Linked DNA regions of Homo sapiens: region 1 is linked to region 2. The links are chromatin contacts, found by Hi-C or POLR2A ChIA-PET in ENCODE. All regions are on one chromosome and are shown on one strand. The core of a region is the stretch at or near the end of the contact, and the rest is flanking DNA. Distances in the headings are between cores, read along the strand shown.

Region 1 (4,810 bases), core at 1,258-3,757, 2.8 Mb before region 2:
TAGCTCAGTGGCGAGGCCTAAGAAGACCTAGAGCAATGACTCTGGAAACCACTAGAAGTGAGGCAGGCATCCAGTAGTCCTGCTCTACTGTCTGTACTGTCTTCTCTCTAGCCCCTGTCCCCTATCCCTCTGCTCCCTAACTTCTCATTTCCCACTCCCAGCCCCTCCTCCCTGGATCCCATACCCAAAGTCTGAAAAGAGGACATTTCCTGGTCTTTCAGGCCTTCTGCCCTGTGCCTCTGGTCTTTTGGAGGGTAAGGCAGGTATAGACAGCCAACTCACCAGTAGAAAGATCCACATTAATGGTGGCTAGCAATGATAAAGACTATTTCCTCCTCCCTAGGCAGCAATACAGTTATCTTGAATAGACTGCTTTATTTGGAAAAAACAACATTTTTTAAGTTATAAAAGCCATTCTTTCTTATTGTAGATAATCTGAAAAACATAGGAAAGAATAATGAAGATAATTGAGATTCCCTTAGTGATATCTTGATATCATTCCTTTTAGGTATTAATTTAGAAATTGCTTACATACAGTGTAAAGCCATGTTATATATATATATATATTTTGTATCTCACTTTTAGGATATTTATGTATTTATTTATCATGTCTTATCCAAATATTTTTCTGTATCAAAAATGATAAGCATAATGTAAAATAAGCATTGCTATTCTATCTATTCTATAGACAGTACTCTACTTTTAGCTTAACTATTTTGTTGAATTTGAAGTGAGTTTTTGTGAACAGCATATAGTTGGGTTGTATTTTTATTCTACTCTGCCAGTCTTTGCCTTTTAGTTGGTGTATTTAGATCATTTATCTTTAAGCTAATTATTGACATATTAGAGCTTTAATCTGCCATTTATTATTTACTGTTTCTTTTCTTGTCTTTCTCTGGGTTACTTGAACATTTTGAGAGGTTTTTATCTTGACTTTCTAATAGTTTTTTTAGTGTATTTCTTTGTATTATTTTCTTAGCAGTTGCTCTGAGTATTACAGTATACCTATGTGACTTACTGTAGTCTACTATGATCAGTATTTTACCACTTTGAGTGAAATGTGGAAACCTGATTTCCATTCAGGTCCCTTTACCTTCCCCCTTTTAATTTTTAATTTTTTTAAGACACAGAGTCTTGCTATGTTGCCCAGGGTAGAAGTGAACTTCTAGACTCAAGCAATATTCCTGCTTTAGCCTCCCAAATAGCTGGGACTACAGGAGGATAATCTATATATATATATATCTCCCCATATTTCTGCCTTTTCTGTTGTTTTCTGTTCCCTTTTGATGCTTCAGAATTCTTTTAATCATTTCCTTTCTGTTTGAAAAACTTCCTTTAACCATAAAAATGTTGTGCCACTTCCTTCTGGCCTCCATGGTTTTATTTTTTAATTTTATTTGTTATTATTTTTTATTTTTAGTAGAGACGGGGTTTCACCATGTTGGCCAAGCTGGTCTCAAACTCCTAACCTCAAATGATCTGCCTGCCTTGGCCTCCCAAAGTCATAGGATTACAGGCGTGAGCCAGTGTGCCCGGCCAGGCCTCCATGGTTTTAGATAAGAAACCTGTTGTCGCTTGATATTCCCTTATAGGTAGTATGTTGTTTTTCTCTGCTTTCAAGAGTTATTCTTTGTCTTTAATTTACAGAAATATAATTAAGATGTGTCTTAGTGTGGATTTCTTTGAGTTTATCCTATTTGGGATATGTTCACCTTCTGAATCTAGGTTTATGTCCTTCAGCAAATTTGGGGAATTTTCAGTCATTATCTTTTTGAATACTCTTTCAGCCCTTCTTTTTATTCTCTCCTGTGACTCTGATAATATGAATATTGGATCTTTTGCTATTGTTTCATAAGTGTTGGAGGTTCTGTCTGTTTTCAGTCCATCTTCATGGTTTTGCCATGTTGCCCAGGTTGGTCTCGAACTCCTGGCCTCAAATGATTAAACCATCTCAGCCTCCCAAAGTACTGGGATTACAGACATGAGCTACCACGCCTGGCCAACAGGTGATTTTTTAAAATCTACTTCGGACATTTTGTCTATTAAGAGAGTCTGGGTCCTATTTAAATCTTCCATTTTAGCAGGCGGTCACAGTGTTTAGATGCAGCATGTGAGCTGGGATTTACTCTTGTGGTTCCAACGATGATTTACTTTTCAGAGCCTTTGCAGTACTCTTTTGGTCCACTTGGTTTATCTGGTGCTGCCACGGCTCCCACTAGTCCCTGTTGGTGCTGTCTGATGGGGGTAAGGAGTTTCCCCAGGCCATGCTGCCTGATATCTAGGTAGAGGAGGGAGTCTCCATCCTGCTGGGATGCAGCTTGCTTCCTGGGGGCCCTGTAGTTGGGGGGAAAAGTGTTTCCCCAGACTGCTTTATTGTTAGTGGGGTCCTGAGCTATCCCCCTTGTTGGTGCTTCCAGCTGGCTTGGTATTGTCGGCAGAACTCCCATTCAATCCTCTGCTGCCCTCTGTTGCTAGGTTGGGGGTTGGGAAACACCCTCGGCCACCTTCTTCTATTGAATGGGGGTGTGGTCATAAGATGTGCTGCTATGTTGTTCCTCCAATCCTGGGTCCCTAAGTAATTCACCTTCCTTTTTCTTTCAGACTTCTCCTTTGGTTGCCTTTTGTGTTATTTTCAGGATTTACAGTTGTGCTTACAAGGAGGTGGGGAGAGAAATGGGTTTAGACCATCTTGTCTGAACGGTGACAGGGTTCTATTTAACCATTCATCTTTTGGATGCTAAGATTGTTTTAAATGGTGAGTAGATTAGACTTTGTATTGGAGAACTGGGGGAAGGAGGCCTCCCAACGACCTTGATATCTGAAAGGCTTTCTTACTCCACAGACTGATGGGCCTGGGCCTGGTTGGCCGCCCAGTGCAGGCTATTACTCATCTGCCTTCCGCTTGCTTGGCTGGTGATGTCAGTTCTTCGTGTCTGCTTTAAAGGCAGGCTTTTCTTGTTCTTATGCTCACTGAATAATGCAGTAGTTTGTTATACTTTTAGCATGATTAAAACAGAGGAACTGTCACTTTTGTAGGGTCTTTTCTTGACCTATCCTTTTGGTCAATGTTGTTTCCCTTTTGGCAAGGGAATTTTGCAATTTATTTTAAATTCAGTCATGCAAATTGTATTTAATTGTGACTTAACTATGAGATTTTTTTTTTTATGTGAACAATTCTGTTTCAGGGCTGCAAAACAATGACCAAGTTTTTCTTATATTAGTGTGAAGAAAGTTTTTAACATTTTCCATTTGTGAATGAGGAATTTGAGGTCATCTCAGTTCTTCCAAAGTAAATGTACCTTTAAAAAAATCAGAGTGAGAAATCCTATATAGTGGAAGTCATGGGTAATTTTGTATAGTTTACAAGAATAGTTTTGCACAAATAATTTCAGGTTAAAATTGCATACTATTTATCCCCACCCATTTCCTTTATTGGCTGTGACACACAGGAATTACGCCCATTGCTTGACTAACCTTTCTGACCTTTTGTTACTTGGCTATAAATTGACTTGGGTCTTTTGCAAAAACACTGTCAGGGGGGAAAAATCTTTTTGTTAGAACCCAGCCAATTCCTGCTTCAGTGGAGAACAGTTTGTTCTCCTGAAGAAATGAGCCAGTTCAGTGAACAGAAAAACATAGCCATAAACTGGCATCGTCAAACACTGCAAAAGCGATTGCCCACATTCATTCCACAGAGGAGGGAGCTTTATAAAAGAATGAGGTTTTGGAGAGAGAAATACAGTTTTGAGCACCATGGGCTTTAGGTCAATGTAATTGACTCGTTAGAGTGAGCTGTAACCACATAAAAAAATTTTCTTTTCCTGAGCTCTGGCAGCCACCAACATTTTAACATTTTAAACAGGAATATTGTGGAATTCTCCTGCTGCCTGCTTTCAGTCCTCTTGACTGTGTTGTATAGCATGTATCCTCTGCATTTCATTTGATGTTCCCATGAGATTGGAAGCTGCCTGTGTTCAGCAATGCAAACATTTCCCAAGTAACTGCTCTGTGCAAAGCTGAGTGTTGTTATACTTTTAGCAGAGAAGACATTAATAATGGTCAGTGAATTACAAAAAAAAAACCGGAGAAACTGGAGAAATCGTTGTATGACAGGCACAGGTGCAAAGTAGTAGAAAAATGTACAAGACACAGTTCTGGACAGACTGTACCACAGAAGTAGAGGCATTTGAGAGAGGTTTGAAGTCTGTTGAAGAATTTGCCAAATGGATGAGAAGAGTATTCTCGTCAAAGAGAGGAGTATATGTAAAGCTGAAGAGTGATGACCCAGCATGGGGTTTCAGGTACTATAAGTAGATTTACGCTTGGGTGTAAAGTATAAGGAGGGAAACGAGTAGCAGACAGTGAAACTGGAGAGGCGCAGGGACCTGATACCATCGGTCTCAAATGCCACCTGAAACAGTTAGGAATTTATACTGTAGGCCATGGGAGGCTCTGTAAGAGCTTGAAGCAGGGGAATGGCCTAGGCAGAGTTGAGGTAGGAAGATGTGGGTTTGTAAGGAACTGTTCAGAAAGGGTGGGTTGGACCAGACTAAGACAGGATCATGATACCAGGCTGAAGTGGGCAGACTTTGTCCTGCAGGGAATCACTGAAGACAATGATATGTGCTCTAGAAAGGCAAATATGGTTGTGATTCAGGGGAGCATACAGGGAGGGCAGGGTGCAGGCAGTGTAGATTGCTGAAGTTACTGCAGAGGTTTACAAGCCACAGGAGAAGGATGGTGCTGCAAAACCTTACTCAGGGTGCAAGTTGGTCACTGGGGAGTGGAGGGGAAGAGGAAGGAGGCAAAA
Region 2 (5,193 bases), core at 759-3,258:
ACATTCCACTGAGTAAAAGCTTTGTGAGTCTGTATGTCAAAGCACTGGAAGGAATACAGAGATGAAGAAAACATAGTCCCTGCCCTAAAGCTTCTCATAATCTAGAAGTAGGGATAGAACTACAACTCAGAAAAATAACTGATAAGTTTCACTACGATGTTCCTAAAGAGCAAATTGGAAGGACTCAAGGTGGGTAGGGGTCAGGGACAGAGGTATCTTGAAGGGAATGCTTAAAGCTAATGCAGCCAGAGACAGGAAGAAAAGGGTATGTAGGCCTGGCACAGTGGCTCGCATCTGTAATCCCACCACTATGGCAGACCATAGTGGGTGGACTGCTTCAGCCCAGGAGTTTGAGACCAGCCTGGGCAACATGGAGAAACCCCATCTCTACAAAAAAAATTCAAAAATTAGCCAAGCGTGGTAGTCCCAGCTACTTGAGAGGCTGAGGTGGGAGGACTGCTTGAGCTCAGGAGGCGGAAGTTGCAGTGAGCCAAGATCATGCCACTGCATTCCAGCCTGGGCAACAGAGCAAGACTCTGTCTAAAAAAAAGAAAGAAAGAAAAGAAAAGGGTGTGTATATGCATATAGGAGAGAGCAGAAGTGTGTGCGTTTGGGTGGGATGGCCAGAACGTTCAGAGGATGGTCTAGGCAGACTTCCAGCATATGTAAAAACGACCCAGAGGTTACAGACGCTACACCTATAAGTACTGTATATTTAGGAAAATTGCAAACGAGCAGTTTGCATAAGATGCATACATTTTAAATGTTCCAGATGACTCAGAATCCCTGCAGAGAATTCCATCCCTAACAGTCTTTCACAAGGTGTAGTGGTCAGTCAACCTAAAGATCTCTGCGGGTGGAACCTGCAAGTTTAACAAGCTCCCAGACAATTCTCCTGCACACTTAAGCTGGAGAAAGAGAGATGCTTTTTGAGATGCAGAATTATCAAATTACATGCGGTTCCCAAACTTTGCTGCAAGCTGGAATCACTTGGGCATCTTTAAAAAAAAAATATTGAAGTCTGGCTTTCAACTCCAGACATTCTGATTGTTTTGGTCTGGGATGCCACATGGGCATCAGAAACCTTTACAATTTCCCCCAGGTGATTCTACAGTGTAGCAAAGTTGGAGAGCCACTGCCCTAATTGTTAAGCACTTGGGTCGGATGCTCCGGTTCAAATTACTAGCTATGTGACCTTGGGTAATTAAGTCACCCAACCACCCAGGGACTCAGTTGCCTCGTCAGTAAAATGGGGACAACAATCCTACCTCACAGGGTTGCTGTGAAGTTAGACGTGGAGAACGTAATGGCCTGGCATGATGCCTGGCGGATAAGAAGCGCTTAATGGGGGTTAGCTGTTTACTCCCATCATCAACTCTCCCTCATCAAAGTGTCACTGTGCAATGGGCAGCATCGTCCCCACTGGGCGGCAGCAACTTGCCTAACCTTTCTGCTGGACCAAATTCTTTGCGGGAGTTGTCTAGCTCCGCTCCAGACCCGCCCCCTCCCCCAGGTTGCCAGGAGAGAGCTTCGCCTGGCCGGGGTAGCTCCCAAGGATTAGACCGGGTTTACACAGACTCGACAGCAGCCGCCCACTCCAGGGCCAAGCTTTCCCCGCCCCCGTGGGTCTCCCAAAAATTTGCAGATGAGCTTCCAAAGGCCGGGCCCCTGGAGCACCCAGAGCCGAGAAACAAGCCTCAGCCGTCCCTTGACCGCCAGGTGGGGAAGAGAGGGAAGGAGAGGGGAGGGTCCGGCCGCGGCGGGGCCGGCTGCCCGGTTACCTGAGGCGACGGGCGGGGCCCGCATCGCCGGGGCGGGCGCCGCCGCCGGCCGTCCTCGGCCTTCCGCCTCACGCGACCCGCGCCATAGGGCTGGCGCTTTCACCGCCCTGGCCGGCCGTCCTCAGGCGGTCCGTCAGTCCACCCGTCAGCGACTCTCCCAGGGCGCCAAGGGACGACGAAGGCCACTCGAGCCAGCCGGCTGGGATCTGCTCAGGCAACTTCCGACTGCCAGGGGCGGCGGCGTCAAATAACTCCCCAGCCAAGTGGGCCACTGCGCGTGCGCGGTGCGCCTAATCAGAGCTTTCTACGGGGCTGAACCGGTGGCGTCAAATAATTCCCGAGACACAGAGCCGGAAGCTGCGCCTGCGCAGCTATCCCAGATCGCCGCGCGGGACGCATTGCGTTCCTCCCATTCCGGATCAAGTGGAGAGGGAGGAGTGAAGTGACGGATGCACCTACCTCATCGCGGCACAGAGGAGGCGCTCTACCTGCGTCCTTAGGAATCTTACGGCATCCACTCTACCTGCTTTCGGTGCAGACGGATAAGGGGCTTCTCTGCAAGATTCTGGCTCCCACCTAGGTTCTAGGAATTTCTCCCATCCCACCATTACAGCACTCTTCCTCTGAAATGATGCCCTTTGCTCGCCGCCGTCTTATTACACGGGCACAGCATTAATTATGAACAGTGCTCTATTCCAGGCCCGGTGTGGGTTACAAAGGTGAATCGAACATAAGATTTAGAGCCTCTCATTAAAGAGCTGAATCTGATCGAGATAAGACAGTAGTAATAATACTAAGAGATACTACTTCGAGCACCTGCCATGCGCTAGACATTTTGTAAACAGTACCACTTTCAATAATTTGCTTTCACTTCAACGAAGAAAATAATACCATTGGAGAGGTACAGCTTAAGTGCTTTGAGAATCTAAAGGAGGAAACTTGGACTGAGAAAGAAGAGGAGGGAGGGATGGTGGAATTCTTCACGGAGGACCTGGCCTTGAGACTGACCTTGGGTATTGAGAGAGGGAGGAGGGGTCAGGGTGTTGAGTAGAGGTGAAGGCACGGTTGTCTGAAAAGCAGAAGGGAGCAAAGAAGATTCTGACTCCTCACCTCAGTTAGAAGAGACTATGGAGGAATGAGTGATAAGGGAACTAGTATCCTCACAGAAAGGGTAAAACTGAAGAGTGTTTCCTCAAGACCACACCTCACCCCCCAGAAAAATAGCTACAGGAAGGAAGAGGGAAAAGGAGGGTAAGAATGTGCTAGGACAGGAACGAGGCTATGTCCAGGACACTGGATCCAAGCAATACATTTCAATTAAACACAGTGTGACAAATTATGTAGTTGGCTAACTCAAGATCTATTTCAACCACTCCCTTGCCTTTCTATACTACAGGGGCTGAAAAGCAAAGCACACAACTCTCAACTTTCTTTGCTGCTAAGGGTGGCAGTGAGACAAAGTCCTGGCCACTGAGATGTAGGCAGAAGTATCAAAGGAGACCTTCCCTTCCTTCTTCCCTTGGAGAAGTTTGTGTCCTTCACTTTTCCCCTGCTTCATGCTTGGAACTGGGTAACACCTGGGAGCACAGCAGCCTAGAGGCCATGAGGAGGGCTGTGCTGAGGAAGGTGGAGCAGAAAGACAGGAGCCTGTTTGTTTAAGTCATACTCAAGCAGCTACACAAACCCTGTACTACCTTCCTGTCTTATCGGGATGAGGGATCTTATATATACCAGAGTTTGTTGAGTTTTATGTTACTTGCAACCAGATGCATTCTAACACAATTAATACTGAACCCCTGTAACAGACAAGGGAGGGGTGACTAACTGGAAGAACAACGGGTGATGGGAATTGGAAAAGTGACAGGCACAGAGGATGGGAAAGCTGTCCCAAAGCCCTTGGGGAGATGATGAAAATACAGCTATCACCCTTCTAGTGGTTTCAATTCATTCCTGAAATTCTGCTTCTAAGTGGAAAGCTGTTAAATTTTTCCCATTAATTAAAATGGGCAAAATTGTGTTCAATTCCAGCCTAAGGCACCTAAATATTTTTAACAGAAAAAATATATTGATGCAACAGAAAATTATACAAACAAATAATTTTGCTTAAAATATGGTTTTTACATAACATGTAAGGCAGTAAGACTTACTGCTCTGGACAGAAAGACAAGATTTAATATTAGGTGCAAGTTGGTGGAGGAGAGATGCAAGTGAGTGGTTCTCTAAATGATGGTTTGTTTTTTTAAGACACAGGGCCTCGCTATGTTGCCCAGGCTGGCTTCAAACTCCCAGGCCCAAGCGATCCACCTGCCTCAGCCTCCCAAGTAGCTGGAACTAAAGGCACACATCACTGTGCCTGGCATAAAAGATATGTTTTTTCTGCACTCTTTGCTAATTTTTTAAAACTTTTGAAGTCTTCACTTAAACAAACATAAAAATAAAACACACATACGCACATATACCTTGAGGGAAAATTAAAGACTAAACATTAGAACACTTTGAAACATTTGAGAAAAGCACACATGTACAATAAACTTAAGAGACACATGAGATGCTACACATAGTAAAACATTTTGGATCTCCAAACATAGTGCACAATTCAAATTTGTTCCACGGCATGATCTCTAACTAGAAACATCGACTAAACTGGGGAATGTCTTCATCTGAACTGTAATGTCAAAATATCATTGTGTATAGTGTGTTTGGAAAGGCACAGAATTGGAAAAAAGAGGAGCAGCGGTATAAGCTTTTGTGACAGACTTTTTTCCAAAGATCACTACACCAGTCTTTTTTGTTTTATTTACCCTGAAAGCATCATTCTGGGAGATGCCATACCAATCTATATGATCCATCCCATGGTTCTCCTTATGATGTAACCGACACTCCTCCCACTGAGAAGTGGGATTGATGTTCCTTCTCCTTGAGTCTGGCTGCGTCTGTGACCATTCTAACCAATAGGGCAAAAGTGATGCTATGTGATTTCTGGGGCTAGGTCATAAAGAAGACACAGCTTCTACCTGGCTTGCTCCCTATCACAATGCTCACTCTGGGACCCCAGCCACCATGTTGGGAGGAAGCCCAAGCCACATAAGGAAAACATGAAGAGGTGTTCCAGCTACCAGCCCTAGCTAAGTTTCTGGTGACAGTCAGCATCAATAGCCAGACATATGAGTGAGGAAGCCTTCAGATGATTCCAGCCCCCAGGCTTCAAGCCTCCACCCCAACCTGACACCAAGCTGAGCAGGGACAAACTAACCCTATTGAGAGCAGCCCATAAGAGATGTGGATCCATGAAAAATATTGAGCAGTCCATATAGCAGATTCATGAGTAAAATAAACATTGTCATTTACCCCAACCACTAAGTTTTGGGTTAAATTGTATACAGTCGCAGTAATTGGAACACTTTTCAAGAAC

What was found. A loop is a pair of places that touch in the nucleus more often than their neighbours do. ChIA-PET counts read pairs that join two places held with the same protein, here RNA polymerase II (POLR2A). Pooled maps may share reads with other maps.
Region 1: a loop to region 2 is called in a map of gastrocnemius medialis, with 11 times the contacts of the local background. The contact joins the enhancer-like site here to the promoter of RALGAPB in region 2. A Hi-C loop is called at or near these places in 1 of 168 maps with a recorded cell type or tissue (gastrocnemius medialis) and 1 of 50 pooled maps. POLR2A ChIA-PET finds 5 or more read pairs at or near these places in 1 of 52 experiments (T-cell).

What each region holds. Positions count from the first base shown.
Region 1 is chr20:41,247,593-41,252,402 of GRCh38, reverse strand. All of the region lies in intron 2 of ZHX3 (zinc fingers and homeoboxes 3), which reads left to right. Among named protein-coding and RNA genes, the nearest start is that of ZHX3, 68 kb to the left of the region's middle. Within about 2 kb of position 2,507, at least 26 of the 41 ENCODE cell types and tissues checked have a DNase peak (open chromatin) inside an H3K27ac peak, as active enhancers do; they include gastrocnemius medialis, where a contact is called at or near this core.
Region 2 is chr20:38,469,658-38,474,850 of GRCh38, reverse strand. It overlaps RALGAPB (Ral GTPase activating protein non-catalytic subunit beta), which reads right to left and starts at 2,008. Exons shown (of 30, transcript NM_020336.4): 1 at 1,782-2,008. RefSeq lists a silencer at 1,728-1,927 and an enhancer at 2,218-2,287.